2 separate regions of the Mus musculus genome follow, and region 2 is linked to region 1. The links are chromatin loops, found by intact Hi-C in ENCODE. Cell type or tissue: left cerebral cortex. All regions are shown on one strand. Links, peaks and the distances in the headings refer to the core of each region. The heading gives the core; the rest is flanking DNA.

The links. Hi-C counts contacts between places; a loop is a spot of excess contacts. Peaks named below come from ENCODE experiments on the same cell type or tissue, not always from the same donor. Only the 100,000 strongest peaks of a DNase experiment are listed, where the experiment ranks them.
Region 2: a loop joins it to region 1, with 2.1 times the contacts of the local background. A loop is called at or near these places in 4 of 42 quality-filtered maps.

What each region holds. Positions count from the first base shown.
Region 1 is chr1:120,591,999-120,597,373 of GRCm38, forward strand. No RefSeq gene overlaps it. Among named protein-coding and RNA genes, the nearest start is that of En1, 7.8 kb to the right of the region's middle. In left cerebral cortex, for the core only: CTCF peaks have their summits at 2,715 and 4,578; a DNase peak (open chromatin) is centred at 2,749.
Region 2 is chr1:120,796,508-120,801,882 of GRCm38, forward strand. No RefSeq gene overlaps it. Among named protein-coding and RNA genes, the nearest start is that of Gm29345, 6.9 kb to the right of the region's middle. In left cerebral cortex, for the core only: no CTCF peak of the experiment used is centred there; a DNase peak (open chromatin) is centred at 2,613.

The DNA.
Region 1 (5,375 bases), core at 221-5,220:
AGCTAGTAGCCTCCAGCCTTTTCTCTGCCCAGAAAGCCCTGAACCCTCTCGGGTAGCAGAATAGAGAAAGAAGCTCCACCCACACTGATTCTGGGTTGATCCAGGTCCTGGGAACAGATGGGGTGCCCTGAATTGTGTAACCTGGGTCTTCTGGTAAAGCTGTGCCTTGGTGTCATCCTTGCTTGCAGCCTGAGTGTCTTTTCATCCCTATCTCATGCCCACTCACCACCGGGAGGTCTCCAGGCATCAGGTATTCCATGCAAGATGCTGACAGACAAATGGACAGCTGCAGGAACAAGATTGTCCAGAAGGGTCTAGAAAGTCTAGATTCCTTTGTTGTTCAGAAACCCATTGGGAAAAATCTGGGTCCTGGCTGTAGTCCTGCAGTAGGGAACCCCACTGTGAGCTGGGGGGTCTACTCAGAGGGAGTATTTCTGGTCAACCCACTCGCAGCCCTCAGGACCTCTGATCTTGGAGGCCATTCGCAAGAAAAGAAGCAGACAGCAGTGTGAATGGGGAAGGGAGTAGGATCCGTGTTTGTGCCTGTGATGGATTGGGGAGGTCCCTGGCCCATTGTTCAGTCCTGTTCCTGGAGCCTACAATGGCAGCTGGACCTGTGAAAAGAGGAAGGACTAATGACTTGGAGAGATGAGTCAATGACCTTGGAACCAGGATCGTAAGTCCTATCACTGGCATGGGTCTGCAGAGCCACATGTCCCCATCTGCATGCCCTTAGGCCTGGTTATGTCTCTCAGTCAATTTCTGCCACTGTAGACAGTGGGTCTTGTACTGTTCTGAGGTATGTCAGGCCCAGAGCAAGCCCGGCCTTACTGGTTAGTCTTCCAAAAGGAGTGATAGTCAAACCGCCCCACCCGTATGCCTCTCCTGTCTCTCATCTCTAGGCCTCTCTGTCTCCACGTTCTTTCTATCTTTTCATCTCTCCTCTGAGCATGGGTAAAGAAAACCCTCCTGTCGCTCACAGAGGAAGGTGGGGCATGAGTGGCAGTCTCTGGGTTCTTGATGGTTCTCTGTGCCCAAGCTCGAACATCCTTCTTCCATCTGCTTCGTCTGGGTTCTGAGGACTGCAGGGAGTAAATACCAGCTGCTCTTGGGTCCCTTCAAGGCTCCTCTTAGTCACTGCTGATCCTAAAGTGCTAAGGCTGCCATCCGGGTGGTTTGTAGTGTCACAAGCCGGGTGTAGAGGACAAGGACCACCAAACATAGAGATACCACAAAAACTCAGCCAAAGAGTTCTCTGTTCCCTCAGGTCTCAGCTGGTGACCAGGTGGCCACTGTGGAGGACAAGTGACCAGACTTCTGGGACCCACACTGTATCTAAATGAGACCGGAAGTCACCATCCTCAAGCTATGTGATGCCCACAATCTAACCCCTATGGGAGCAGAGCAGGGGGTGGGGGGAGGATGGAGAGCAGGTGGCCTCAGAATGGAACTCTCAGGGTTGGGGAGAACCTGACAGGGTTCCTCTACACTGACAGTGACAGGGAAAGTCCCAGGTTTGTGAGGTTTTAAAGGAGCCTCCCTGTGAAGGTTTTGTGAGCAGGCTAGCCACCCCAGTCACCCTGTGCTTCAAATCTAGATCTGACCTTTAAACCAAAGCTACTAGGTCTGCCCAGGGAGATTCTGTCCGGTTAGTTGCTGCCCAGAGCTCCTGGAAGGGGCATCCCCGACTTCAGCCCCAGCCACACAGTGCTGGAGTCCCTGGGTCCCTGCTGGCGCGAGCTGGTGCCACTCTCAAACTTCCACAAGCTCAGCGCTGCGGTCATACTTGAGCCTCCTTCCCACATCCTATTTCTAAATTTTGATAAATCGGAAAGGGGAGAGAAAGCAGCTTGAGGCTTGATGCATCCTCCCTGGCTCTCTGCACTCTCTTTTCTTCTGCTCCCTGTCTGTCTAACAGGGATCTCATGACCTCAGAGGGTGGGGGCGGAGTAGGTCTTTGCTCTCTGTCTTGCCTTGGTCTCTGCCAGCCTTGCCCTTCTGACTGCCACCTGGGCGGTGTCTTCTCATTTAACCCCCACCCCCACCCCATAGCCATTGGGTGTCCATAACAAAAGTCCTCAGTGGACATCGTGCACAGTCAGCAAAGTCCTGTTGCATTAAAACTAATTAATCTAGGGGCTGGAAGATGGTTTGGTGGTTAGAGAGCTGAGTTTGGTTCCCAGCACCCAAGTTCAGCTATCACTTGTGGCTTCAGCCAGGGCATCTGACACTCTCTTCTGGCTACTGCAGACTCCACTCAGATGGAAGCTTGGGGTAACTGCGAAAGCTCTGACACAATTGGAATGGTTCTACATTAAATATATACAAGAGATTAGAGCAGAAAAACAGGAAAAAAAAAACTAGACACATGCTGGCTATATAATAATGTTTGAGGTGAGTGTTTGATTCAAAGTCAGGATTGGAAGCAGATCTATCCACTCCACTCCTCTGCGTTTGGAAAAAAAGGAAAGGGAGACTCAGAGACAACTGGTGTCACCTCCCAGGTCACACAGCACAGCTCAAACCAAGTGCAATCTATTGTCATTTAAGAATTTTTAGGGGACTCTTTCCCTCCAATTTTGCCTCTATTAGATGGGAAGATCCGACAGAAATCATTTTTTTTCCAGGGAATTTAGTCTTTCTCTTCTCAGATATCAAAAGCCACCTGACTCAAACTCAAACCCTGGCTCACAGCCGCGCCCGTGCAGTTCTCCAGATGTGTCGACAGGTGGCACATTTCTCACAGGAAAAAAAAAACCACACATGGCAGGGAATCCTCCTCCCCTCCCCTTCGCCTAAGGGATGCCCTCCCAAAAGCAGAGAAGGGGAGGGAATTCTCCCACTGATTACAGAAAGGTTGGAAAGCCTAGACCTTAGAAGCTGGGTTCTAGCTGTACAGTGTGGAGAGTTTTCACGGTCCACCTTAACAGAGGCCAACGAATATCTTTCCAGGAAGGCTAGGCTCACCCATGGGAGGTGTGAGCGTCCCTCAGCTAACAAACTCCCCTTCCCAGACCAGTAGCTATCTCCCTCATCTGCCAGCCCCAGCCTCCTTGGGTCCCCTTTTGTGTGGAGGAGGGGAGGAGAGGGAAAGTGCGTGCCTTTTCAATTGTGGAGATCATTGTCCTAGAGGTAGGTTGCTTAATCTGTCCATTGATTATCGACTTTGCCTATAATATTTGGCTTGGCTGCTTTGCTCGCTGAGAGATCACACTCTTGACTTCTTTGAATAATAATTTTGAGGTTTGGGACGGATGTCTTAGGTGGCCCAGGGAGGGGTGGTCTGGGAACTTCGTGGGGCCTGCCTTTTACTCCTCTACCCCCATCTTTCTCCTTTTTGACATCCCCCAACTCCTGGCTCACTAACTACCATTCAAGTCTGGAAAGTTCTAGTACCGCTGTAAAAGAAGGGACAGTCTTCAGAGGATTAAAGAATGCCTCCTCCCCTTGCCCGCATCATCACCAAGACTGGCCTAGCTTCCACTAGGCACACATGGGAGAAAGTGATAAACTTTGAGGAATGAATGGAGCATAGGGTCCTTACTGGAGACCACAGTTCCTTGTCCTCTCCTGGGACCTAGACCCAAAGACAGTCCAAGGCTCCTCCTGGCAGCTAACCAGTGCTTGGAGAGCCCTGGGGCCAGTGGCCTCCTTGGGGGAGGTGACTTATGTTCTCCCGTCTCTGAGTGTCTTTGAGCCTACCCAAATCTCCCAGGTCTCTTCTGCTCTTGACCTTGGAATACACTGCCTAGCCCTCCACACACACAATTCAAGTCCATCGTTGCTGAGTTGAGTTTCCGTTAAAACCCAAAAAGTCAGTGACTGTTTTAATCTGGATTTAAGCAGCCTCTTTGCAATTTTCAAAGACAGTCATAGGGGAGCTGGGGAGGAAAGAAAAGTCTAGGCCTCCAGCAGCTACTCTGGGTAAGGGGTCCAAGGTCCTTGCCTGTTCTTCCATGGGCTTCTAGGGCTCTCACTTACAGATAACCTCGACACCCTCCTCAAAGTGCACGCAAACGCGACACCCTCCTCAAACTGCACGCGAACGCGTAGAAGCGTACAAGTGGAGATCGTTCATTCCATTCGCACAGACACGCGCAAATCCTGCTTCTAGCCTATAAAGACATGGACCCATTGTCACTGCCCACAAGCATAAACCAAGCACAACTCCTCGAGGTATACACTTTCATACATGTGCATTCAAACTAAGTCCTTTATGATGAGAATCACACACAAACACACCCCAACACCCCCCAGTTCTGCTGGAGCAGGCCAAGCAGAAAGGTGGTCCAGAAAGGTCTCCACAGTGCAGTGACTCTGACCCAAGTGAAGGAATTGGGGCGTGGGGAGGAACCCGAGGAGACCTCTTTCTGACCATACCCCTCAAGTTCTTGAAGCTTTTCTTTCCTGACGTGCTCACCTCCCAAACAAAACTTTTCGGGTTTCCCAGCCAGTAACCCCTGCCGCACCGATCTCTAATGGACAGACATTGCGGTTTATCCAGCACCTTGCCCGGAAAGAGTTTCCCCACGCTGCAGCTCCGGAGGGTTTAAGGAGGCTGCGATTTCACCGCCGGCCTGTGGGGAGGGAAACGGGAAGGCGCTGGCCTGGAGCCTGGTGGCGTTGGGAGCGGGTTCTCGGATTTCTTCCTCCTTACCGGTCAGTGGGAGAAGAGCCAGAGACGGGAGACAGCCCACGTCCCTATGTGTGCTGAAGGAAGGAAGAGGAAGACAGACCCCCCACCTCGACAAGGAAAAAGAACACGGGCTTTGCAGTCTTCCTCACTCCCCCCCCCCCCCTTTCCCCTCTTTTTCTCGTTGATTTTTATTTATTTATTTAATTTTTGTCTCGGACTTTCGAGACGGGTCTAGACCTCTGCGGGAGCAGGAACCGATACGGGGGACTACGGCAAACCCGGAAGCTGCTCTGGCCCCTCCTCGCTCACTCCCACCCCGCATCCTCCTCCTGCTTGCAAACACTCTAAGCACCGAACCGAGCCGGATCCAGGCGGAGCAGTCACTCGGACAGGTGGGGACTGGAGTAGGTCAGTGGGTCCCCAAACCTTCTAAGGAGGGGAGAAAACTAAAGAGGGAGGAGGCCAAAATAAAGTGTCAGATGAAATGTCTAACTAAATTAATTCTAAATACCCCGCCTCCGCGCCACAGAGAGGAGTTGAGTCCAAATTGGAGTTTGGGTGCTAGGGTTTGGGAAGGGTTCTGTGTAAGAAGACAAACGGGAAGCCTGATTAAAGAGACATATATATTAGAGAAGTGTGCGGAGTCTCCTTGATTTTAGGTAGTACTGGCTTTAAAATCCTCCGGGCTGGCACCAGTCTCGCTGAATGGTTCAGCTCAAGAACCATTTGGGAGGGCTTG
Region 2 (5,375 bases), core at 122-5,121, 200 kb after region 1:
TCCTTGCTTTGAGCTCAGGCTTGGCTGGTACTGAAAGACAAGAAAGACGAACTAACGGACTGCATTTTGTAAAGTGAGAGGCTGCTTGGTTTATTTGATCATTTTTAGGTCCTTAGGGGACCTAAACAGTTCGGAGCTGTTATCGGGGTGACTGGGGGTACTAGGGAGATGGTTCGGTTGGTAAACTGCTGAATGTGGGAACACAAAGATTTGAACTTGATTCCAAGCACCCATGTAGAAACTGTGTGGTGGTATCTGCTTATTGTTTCAGCACTTCAGAGGTATGTACACACACACACACACACACACACACACACACACACACACACACACACTCACACACACAGGGAACTGGAATTTATTCAACATCTTCTGCTGATCCATTTTCCTTTTATCCTGTGTATATATAATGTGCTCATGTGAGTGTGAGTACACGCCCCACAGTGTGAGTGCACCATCAGAGTGCAACCTCAGGTATCATTCCTCACCTTCTACCTTGTTCTCAAGTGAGGGTCTCATTGATACTGCAGACACCAGGCTAGGTGGCTGCAAGCGTCTGAGGGTTCTCCTGTCTCTACCTCCCAGCTTAATCTAGGAATGCAGGAGTTACATATTCACATGCTGCTGTGTCTGCTTCACATGGATTCGGGAGATCCAAAGTCAAGTTCTCTTGTGTGTGCAGCAAGCACTTTATCCACATCTCAGTCCTGTTTCTTATTTACTTCTGCACACAGACATCCCTCCAATACAAAGATCATATACTTGGCACTTCTGTGAACATGGCCAAGATAAGCCACTTGTTCTTTAGGAGAGCATCTGATTAGAAGCTGTGACTCAAATCAGTAGATCTTCCTGGCCCAGAGATGTATAGAGTCCTTTGTTAGCAGCAGCCTCTAGGCACAGAAATCACACCAACTATCAAGGCCCTGATGCTCTTGATTCTCATGTCTGGCTGGAGAGCTTGGACAGGCATGAAAATGTTATCCAGCCACAAACAAATCATCTTATGGTGTCTCAGTTTCTCCATGTAAGATACGGCTGATGCTCATTGTCACAAAAAACAGCTAGAGACAGAGAAGAGTTTGACACATACATGGCCGTGCAAGCACGCATTCTTCCTGGAGATGTTTCTAACTGTGATGGTTTTGTTGATGTGACACAGTTTAAAACCACTTTGGAAGGTAACGTCAATGAAGAAGTGTCTAGATAAGGTTGGCCTTGGGCATGTCAGTAGAATATTGTTTTAATTAAAGACCCAACAGAAAAGTGAGTGGCTCCATTCCCTAGGCTAGGTCTTGGTCTGTGTGAAAGAAGAGAAAGTGAGCCAAGCACTAGCAAGCATGCATTCATGTCCCTCTGCCCTTGACTTCAAATGTGACATAGCCAGCTGTTCCAAGCTCCTGCCTTGATTTCCCTGCACTGATGGACTGTAACTTGAAATCGTGATCCAAAATAAACCCTTTCTCTTCACAGTTTCTTTTTGTCAGTGCATTTATCACAGCAATAAAAGTCAAATTAGGATGCTACCCAAGCCTACCGTCTAAGAGCTGAACAGGCTCATGAGTGAACAGCAGGGAAATGCAGTCTAGGTTTCTTTTGCACCTCTTTGTACATGCACAGGCCACATTGCTTTTGTGTCTGTCAAGGAATTGGGGTTCCTTGGGATTGGCACTATCCTTCTCAGTGCATTCTTCTCCAAGGTAAATTTCGTGCTTCTGTCATCTGAGAATTTAGATCATTAATGGTCCCCCAAATCCCATTTATTGAAGGCTGAGTCCCAAGGATAGCCCTGTTGGGAAGTAATGGAACATTTATTTAAGAGATAGGTCTAGGGCTTGAAAGGTGGCTAAGTAGATAAAGTGCTTATGACGTGATACAGGCATTGAAAAGAGGAGTTCCAAATCCAGAACTCAGTGATTCTGGACATGACAGCACATGTCTGTAATCCCAGTATTCCTACAGTGTTGATGAGCGGTGAAGATAGGAGAATTCATAGAGGCCAGGTAGCTTGACATACACAACGGTGAACAAAGAGATCCTGTAACAAAGAAAGGTGGAAGGTGAAGAACGTCACTTGGTGCACATGTGCACACCTGTGTGTTTATGAAGTAAGTGGTTTTGTTGTTGTTACACTTTCCCTCTGTATTTGTTGTCTCATTGCAGGTCACAAAGCAATTGGATCAATCAGTCATGGACAAAAAATCTCTGAAGCCACGGCCCTAAGTAAAGCTTCCTTCGTTATAGCTGATTATCTCAGGCTTAGTTGTGTAGTAATGAAAATGTCCACTGACTGAACACTTAGGATGGAATGACTGAAGGGGTTGATGGCTCATTATCTGGCCTATGGGACAGAAAGGGAGCAGGTTTGGATTCAGCAAAAGGTGGTGTTAGGGTGTGAAGTAAAACATGCTTGGAAGATGATTTCAGGTAGGGAGAACCCTGTTGCTTGGTGAGGCGTGGCAATGAGTTCAGAGTGCAGGAGCAGGGTGAGAAGACACCTCAGGGTCTGTTTTACAAGCCCTTTCCTATTTATTTGCTCCATAATGTGGCACATGGAGTAGTGGAAAATTCCTTAGTGAAATTTTTAGAATCGATCCATGGAACTGTGACAGAAGTGCTTGGAGAAGCTCCATCAGAATAGCAACACTTGCTGTCTAAAGAATCGAGAGTCATCTGAGAGATGGTGTGGTCCAGAAAGATGTTAGGAGATGTAAGACTCCCAGTGTGTGGTTGGGAAAATGATATTTTGGGCTATTAGGAAGCATCAAAATGAGGATCTGGGCTGCTTGTAGAGGCGTAAGAGGAGAAAGTTCAGCATGCTAAACTCAAAGCACAGCCTGACTGAATGAAGGGAAGTTAACTTTCAAAAACTGAAGGAAAGTGAACATTCTCCTCTCAGGTCGGTAGCCTGAATTTTCTGATTGTGGAAGAGAGACATTTTTTGTTTGTTTGTTTTAAAGATATGCAATTGGGAACAAACCCCACAGCATGGACAGACAAACCCCACAGTGTGGACAGAGCCATATCATCTTCCTTTATGCTGCTCTGCCATGAATCTCTGACAGAAGGAACTAAAAGGGGAAACAAAGTTTTAGCTCATATCATCAGAGGGTTTCAGTCGACCATGACAGAGAAGGCATGGCAGAGTTCATCAGCTGCCAGAGCATGAGGCAGGGGCTCCTCATACAGGGAGGATGGAGAAGGAGGTGGGAGAGAACGATAAACATGCAAATATGTAATCTTGTGGGGGATGTTGAAGATTTAAACCATAAGGGAGATGGCATTAATAGATAGGGGTGTGGGAATTTATAAATGGGGTGGGGCTCCAATCCATGACTGCCACATGATGATGTTTCACACATGCATATTATAATGTATATTTATCTAATATACATATAATAAATATTTATATATACATATGCCACCCCCTTGCCATCTCTCATTGCCTCTCACTCCTGCTGACCCCCCCCCCAGCACTAGTCTTTACACTTTTGTGTACTTTCTATGGTGGTGTGATGAATTTAATTATGTTGCTTACAGGGGAATAGGTGAGAGGATTTTTACAGGAGCATGGGCAACCTGGAGATGACTAAATTGCTGAAGAACATATCTCCCCCTTTCAGCAGCACTCGATTGTCATCAGATCCTCATTGCTGGTCCTTGATGAAAGGCTGATGGGCCAATCTTGTACAGGTCTTGTGCAGCTTCCTACTGCTGCTGAGCATTCAATGGCCAGCAGTTGTGTGTAGCTTTTGCTACCCCACCTTAACTCTGGGAATGGCTGAACTACCAGCCCCTACCCAGAGAATATTGGATCTGCAGATGGAAAATCACAGACATACACCATTGTTCAATTTCAACTTGTCTTCTTGGAGAAGACAATCAATACTCTTAGCTTTGCACATCTCCACCTGCCCTCAACTTTAGTTGCCCAGTTACATTTAGCCATAGCCTAACATCCCCAACTGCCTGCCTATAGAAGTGGCTACTTTACCTGAGATCTCACATAGCTGAGATCTCACATGGTGAGCTCTCTCTCTCTCTCCTGTGTCGTTCTCTTGCCTGTGGGGATGTGGAAGTCCTGCCTATTCTTTCTGTCCAGCAATTGGCCCATGTTTTCTTTACTGCTAAATCAAGAACCAATTGGGGAACAGGACCTTAGCATCAGAACCAGCCCTATAGCCAGCCTGGATGACAGTGCTCCACAGTACTCCACCCCTCTTCCTGTTCTTGTGTTCTTTCTGCCCATCTTCCATGATGGTCCTTGAGCCTTAGTAGATCATGCAGTTCTTTAGGCAGTCAAGAAGGAGGGAACTCAGGTGATGGTGCCAGAGCCCAATGAGGATCAGTGCCTGTAGGAAGCCAGGGGAATTCCATGGAGGGCCCCCTGACTACATTGCTTAGACACATTAAAGTTTTAGGCTGTCTCAGAAATAACAGTGTCTTTATGCAGGGACTCCAGAAGCAGATTGCACATCAGACTCTTTCTTGGAAAGTGGGAGGTTTTCTAGTAAAACCTGGATGATGCCCCTGCCTCTGAAAGCATCACTTACACCCATAGTGCCAACGCCTGGTCAGCTCTAAGCATCATGCTCGGTCTTTCAGCATGCTTCTGATGAGAGGTTGTTATGCCTAGTCACATGTCAGTCAGTGAGCATTCAGAGAGGACATTGAGATTGGTGCTGAGAAGCTTGCCTTAGTTGGGAGAGACAGATAACTCTGTGTGTTTGTGTGTGTGTGTGTGTGTGTGTGTGTGTGTTTTCCATGCTGGGTGTCTTCCTCAAATGCTAAATCCTTTATTTTTAATGCAGGGTCTCTTACTGATTCTGAAGCTTGCTAATTAGAGTAGAGTGCCTGGCCAGTAAAGCCCAGGAATCCCACTGTCCCTGCCTCCTCAGCACTGGGGTTACAATGCTCCACTGTGGTTGGCTTTTTACATAGGTGTGTGTCTCTGTGTGTGTGTGTGTGGGGGGGCAGTCAGCAGCATGTCTCCATTCTTGTACAGAAGCATGTTACTAACTGATCCATTTTCCCAGTCCCCTAGCCCATCTCTTTTTTTTTTTTGGGGGGGGGGGGCTTCCTAGCTACAACTAGCTTCTCTAGGGAACTCCTTGAATCCAGCCTAACATGAGGCAACCATCTTAGCCTATGGAAGTTAGCAGGGACATAAAACCAAGAATCAGAGCCATGCTGGAGGGAGCCGAGGCGGCCCTGAGCAGGGTACTATTCATCAGCATAGAGCTTCTTTTGCCTTTTGTCCTGGGTTGCTGAGGAAGCACTAATCCACAGGATCGCATGGCCGGCTTCACACCTGTCTGCTGCCAGCCGCTGCAGTGCAGATTGTGTTCTGGTCTCTCCAGACACAGGTGGGAGAG